Linked DNA regions of Homo sapiens: region 1 is linked to region 2. A link is a loop called in an ENCODE intact Hi-C map of the cell type or tissue named here. Cell type or tissue: A673. All regions are shown on one strand. Links, peaks and the distances in the headings refer to the core of each region. The heading gives the core; the rest is flanking DNA. Region 1 overlaps LOC101927314 (a long non-coding RNA gene). Region 2 overlaps POU3F2 (POU class 3 homeobox 2).

Region 1 (2,825 bases), core at 211-2,710, 1.4 Mb before region 2:
CTTCCCAATTGCCACATGTAGTAGTTGTGGGATACTATTAACCAAAATGAAATAATCAAATGAAATTAATACATTTTCCTACCTAAAAGCTCACCAGCTTATTTACTTGTTTCTAGCTCAGAAGGCCAGAGCATGCCATCTAAAAACTTGGACAACATGAACTTGGACCCAAGTTTGTCCAACTTAGATCTCCTCTCTGTCTAACTTAGATACCCTCTTTTCCCTTGAATATGTCTCTCACTATTTTGGCAAAAGCTATGGTCCTTCTGAATCAGAGTCATGCAGTTTATTAGGGACAGCTAGCTGAGAAACCACAAATAAATATAGATCTTTTATATCCACTTAACATTTATTTTATTATTTCTCTGTGGGAAATTGGAAATAACTTGGAGTGTAGATGTATTGCTTCAAGCAGATCCAATGGATGAAACGGTTTGCTTTGGAGAACAAGCAAGTTACTGGTGATTTGCTTTATAGTACTAAGGATAATAACTATAGCAATTATACTTTTTTGAGCACTTACTGTATGTAACTCTTATTTAATCCTCACATTTACTCTGCAAGGCAGTTATAAACTGTATTTTACAGGTGAAAAAACTGATGTTCAGTATTGTACAATATGAATTAAATAAGTGAATCTATCACATCACTGACATTATTTTCTTGCTTTCCTCTGTGTTTGAATAGAAATACTCTGTAACTGAAAAAAAGAATAAGTTATTTGGAGTGAAAGTTTATGCAAATATTTTTTCTCATGGGATTCAAGTTATGGCTCTGGCTTTTTGCTTCCATCTCTACCCCCTTGAAATATTTTGCTATTCATATTGGAATAGGCATTTGTCTATCAGACATTTGTGATCTCCCAATCAAATAAGATCACTGAGAACTTGCAGAAATATTATTTAGTGTCATGATTTTACTTGGCATACATGACTTAGAAATAGTTGAAATATATATATTTTTAAAGGAAATCATACCTTAGTAAGTACAAGAGAAAATTCAGATTAACTTCATTTTGCATGTTGTCTTTTAAACGCTTCCTGGGATCTGATTTATGCTGACACTGTGGGCACTATATAAACAGTATGTTGCAGTGCTTCTCTCCTTGTGCCCCCACTTCCCTCTCCATCCCAGTAAATCCTTTGAAGGTTTTATTATTCAGGGGTGGGAAGATTGGAGTGAAAGCTACAGAATGATTTAACACTGTGGGAACTTAATCAATAAGAGTGTTGCCGAGAGCTCCCAGGAAAGGGTGTTGTTTTCCATCCAGATGATAATGAGGCCGAGTAGCAGCAACCTCTGGAGGAGGAGTGCTGGGGCAGCGATTCTTTGGTAGTGCTTTTGCTGGTTGCTAATTAATAGTTTTGAGGCCAGTGGGGCACCTTTTGGCCTCTCTGACATTTGCAAGCTTTTCTGTGGCTTGTCCCACATGTCTTTCCACCATCAGGGGTCACTCTCAACTGGATTGGAGTCTGACAAGTCTAATTGGCTCGAATCTATGCAGATTTAAACATCTAGCCCACATGCCAAAAATCTGATGTTTTCTCATGCTGCTTCTGAGTTCCTGGCATTATAGGATCGGTGCATGCCTGAATTATTATGTACCAGCTTATCCTTCTGTTAGCATGTTAAAGAGCAATTAACTGGATGTGGTGTAAGAAATAGGGGAAAGAACTTCAATGCAGTTCAGTTGTAAATGCCTTTTATACTTAAAAAAAACTGTCAGACCATTGAGCATTACTGGTTGGAAAGCAGATTGAATCGTATAGTCAAAATTTTTAAAGGGTGAATAATTTTTTGAGAGTTGGTTTAAAAAAAAATCCTTGCTGGGCAAACATACAACGGTAGTATAATATAAATCACCCAAACATTCTTGATTTACTTACGTTGTCCCACTTCCTTTCCCAGATCTTACACTTCTCTCTCAAACTCTCAACTTTTATTTTTCCAAAATTTCAACTTCCTTATAACTGGTGAGTGGTCAGCCAACTTGCTAGATGAGTTTTCTTGTAGAGTATGTCTTTTTCATCACTGCCACTTTATAGGATTCTGAGTTAATGGCAGAATGCTGAGCTGGATGCACTCATAGTCCACACAAGACATTTGGATAAGATAATAAATTTCCAGTTTTCTTGTAAATAATTTATTTTAATTGACCATTATGACATATACAAAATAACATAATAGATATGCTGATATATTGCTTTGCAATTTCTAATGCATTTTGCCATGTTTAATCTTCACAATAATCTTGAGAAGACAATAAAGCCAGATGGGTTAATATTATTAAATTTCTAAATAAATATATTGATTTACAGAAAAATTAGATGGCATGCACAGTGTGCCTGTGCTATTGAGAGGCGGAGTTGGATTTTGATTACAAGCCACTTTTTCACCATAACATATATGAAAATAATTTGTTCAGTTGATTAGTTCATAAAAATCTTTTATAACTATGGCTAATTTTTAAAAATGTGTTGGCATAGTCTTAAACTATCCAAGGAGTTTTTGAAATATAGCAATAAAGTGATGAGTAAATTTATCTATGTGTGACTTAACAATTTTAATACCAAACTACTCTAGAGACTGAGAATGCATTTGATTTTCATTTTCTGAGAAATCTGTGTCATCGATAATTCACCTGAAGACATCAACCTTGCCATACAACATGTGGGAAATATTAAATTAATCCTTAAAAGTCTTACTTTTTAATAAAATGTTGACATACGAAAGTATGTTTAATGCAAATAATAACTGAAAATATCAGTTAAATGCTATTCTTAGCTTTTGTCTCAAACACTTGAGAAATCTGGTAAATAAAATCT
Region 2 (2,774 bases), core at 1-2,500:
AATTTTTTTGTTCAGTCTCTTAAAAAATACTTTGTTTTGGTACATTTGGTTGTGCTTGTGGGGAAAATAAAAACGCAGAGATCCTTATATATTTATGTTAAAGTAATATTTTATTATCTACATAAAACAGAAATGCACAATACCTTCATAGTTTGTTCTAATTATTGAAATATCTTTATTTTATTTTTAAAGATAGTGCCAAGTTTTAAGGGGGGAAAACCCTAGACCTTAAATTGACTGAGTTGAGTTGTGTGTAAAACACTTCCCTTCCTTTATACTTCATAAAGTTTTGGAATAAATTTTATGCATATACTGCCAGATTTGATGTTCATAACTTTCAGAGGCTTTTTTTTTTTTTAATGGAGACTACTGGTCTAATTCACTTTACTTTGCAAAAACTATCAGTCCCAAATCTTTCAGTCACTATGCCTGTAGCATTAAATTGAAATGGTCATTGGGTTTGAGCTTCAATTTGCTTGCCATTTCATGGTCCTACAAAGAGATGTTTGTCCCCTTTAAACATATGCAGATATGCCTGCATCTTCTTTCCAGGTTAACTATACCTTATTCGATTGTGCTGTTTTGGAGAACATCAGTGGAACTAGGTGGACTTTGATCTCTACCCATAGGTCCTCAAATAATTTGGGATCTACAGAAAAGCAGGATTTAGTAGATTATTATTTTTAATAATTTACAAATATCTCTTAACAAAGAATAACCCTGATAGTATACTATTGTGAGTTTACTAAATGATTAGAAGTAGATCCTATACATTATTCCTGTTTGGTTTGCATAAAAAGATGAATTTTACAATGGTTTATACAATTGTGTCTATTTTTCATTAGGCATACAAATGGGCTTTAAAGCAAGTAAAGAAAAAAAAAGAACATATGGGAGAGATTCAAGCCGTGATGCTAATAACAGATTGTTTCAGACAATCTTAGATGAAACAGTACCAAAATCCGTTTTAAGGTTAGTGAGAATTTCAAGCAGTGTTGGATCAGTTTACAAGTTTGCTGATGTATTTAAAGCCCTCCTTGGAACATTGGTTTAAGTATAAATGTCCATTTTGAAAAGTAGTTTCTGGGCTTATTACATCTGATCATCTTTTCTAACTCCTAGTCAATATTACATGGGTCTCAAACAGATTCCACCAAATGATCTTATCAATAGTCTGAATGAGAAGCGACAGAAAGAAGAAGTGTTTTGTGACCGCAGATATGCTGATGGGTAAAATGTTTAAGCTGGGTATAGATTTGAGTTCTGGGTCAATATTCTCCTCCACTGCAGGCAGAAAACAAGCAGCATCTGCCCTCTGCAGGGCATTTTAGTGGACCTTGAGAAGGCATTTTTGTTCTTAGCCACAGGGGCTGCTGAGTGGAAACCATCACATGTTAAACGTGCACACCATGGTTTTGACCCATGCTTTCTGTTCAGATCCTAAGGCTACTCGAATAGTTGCCACACTGGTTTGGGGAATGTATTACACACTAAGGTGGAAAACCCCATCACTGCCACTGGGAGAAATTTCTGGGGCAGTTGCCCCTAAGATGTTGGCTAGCCGTCACAACAAACCCTTTCTTTCTCCTAAGACAATGCAGAATACAGCTATCCCAAAGACCTCCTGTGTTTCTTCAAAATATGTTACTTGTAAAATTTATGTAATAATATGGGGGAGAAATGACCATGTGAAAAAGAGTTATGTGAAGGTCAGATGGAGGGAATAGCCACAAATAATATTACGTTTGGCCGTCCTAAACATTCTCGGTTCCCACGAAGTAGCCGCCTTTATATTTCAGATGGTAGCAACAAAAGCACTGTTCTCTTCCTCTTCCCTTCCTGCTCCTACCAGTGGAGGCCACACACTGGTTGGCAAAATTTCTGGTGAAATGGCTTTGGTAAAGACACTCATCTACCTTCTTTTTTCAAAAGCAACTAATAAAGAGATGCAACAGCAGCAATGGGGGAGGGGGTGGCATTTGGGTGCATTGGTACCTGCACGTATGTCTATATGCTGCATTCATTTGCTTTTCACTTGCCTTACTTTGGAGGCAGTTTGAGTAGTGCTGGGGAGCCAGGTTAAATTATCTTTCTATCACTAGTCTCTGTGATTTGTCTTGGTTGAATTTTCAAACAGTTTATAGAACTCTGTTCTACATTCTATTGAATTTCAACACAAGTTTAAAAATCAGGCAAAGAATGGAACTTGTACAGAAAAAGAAAGAAGGCTGGTGAAGTGAGGGTCAAAGGTAAAAGTGATTCTTTGGGTCTGCTTGTATATTTCAGTGAGTAGGGCAAAGGACAGTGTTTATTTAAAATGAAAGAAAAAGATGCATCTTGGAGTACTATGAATCTTGATATTATAACTAAATGGAATGTACAACTAAGTTTTTTATAAACATTTTCCCTGTTTAGGAAAGTTTACTTTTCAATGATGCATATTCTTTTAACAAGGGGCAGATGGCCATAGGAAAGAATCAGGGCTTCTGCTACCTATTCCCACCATTTGATTCAGGATGGGAAACAAGGCAAAAGTGGCAGGGGCCTGCCACCCAGCTAACAAATCATGGAATTAACTGACCCAGGTTTTCAGAACTGGTCCTGTGTTATTTTAATGCCTCCTTATCAGGCAGGCATGAGGGTACCAGAAAATGGCTTTTTTCATTTTCCTAAGGCCTTGCTTGGCTGATAAGGAGATAAGGAAACAATGAATATTTTAACATTTTTCTGGTGTTTGGTGGGAAACTGGGAAATTTGTTCCCTCCTTTAAAAGA

What was found. Peaks named below come from ENCODE experiments on the same cell type or tissue, not always from the same donor. Only the 100,000 strongest peaks of a DNase experiment are listed, where the experiment ranks them.
Region 1: it touches region 2 in a loop (4-fold over the local background); 1 of 110 quality-filtered maps calls a loop at or near these places.

The regions. Positions count from the first base shown.
Region 1 is chr6:97,464,960-97,467,784 of GRCh38, forward strand. All of the region lies in intron 1 of LOC101927314 (a long non-coding RNA gene), which reads left to right. Among named protein-coding and RNA genes, the nearest start is that of MMS22L, 180 kb to the left of the region's middle. RefSeq lists an enhancer at 1-2,825. In A673, for the core only: a CTCF peak has its summit at 1,416 (motif pointing right); a DNase peak (open chromatin) is centred at 1,552; H3K4me3 peaks cover 1,127 bases; H3K27ac peaks cover 2,500 bases.
Region 2 is chr6:98,838,649-98,841,422 of GRCh38, forward strand. It overlaps POU3F2 (POU class 3 homeobox 2), which reads left to right. Exons shown (of 1, transcript NM_005604.4): 1 at 1-810. Among named protein-coding and RNA genes, the nearest start is that of POU3F2, 5.5 kb to the left of the region's middle. In A673, for the core only: a CTCF peak has its summit at 1,306 (motif pointing left); a DNase peak (open chromatin) is centred at 1,313; H3K4me3 peaks cover 1,134 bases.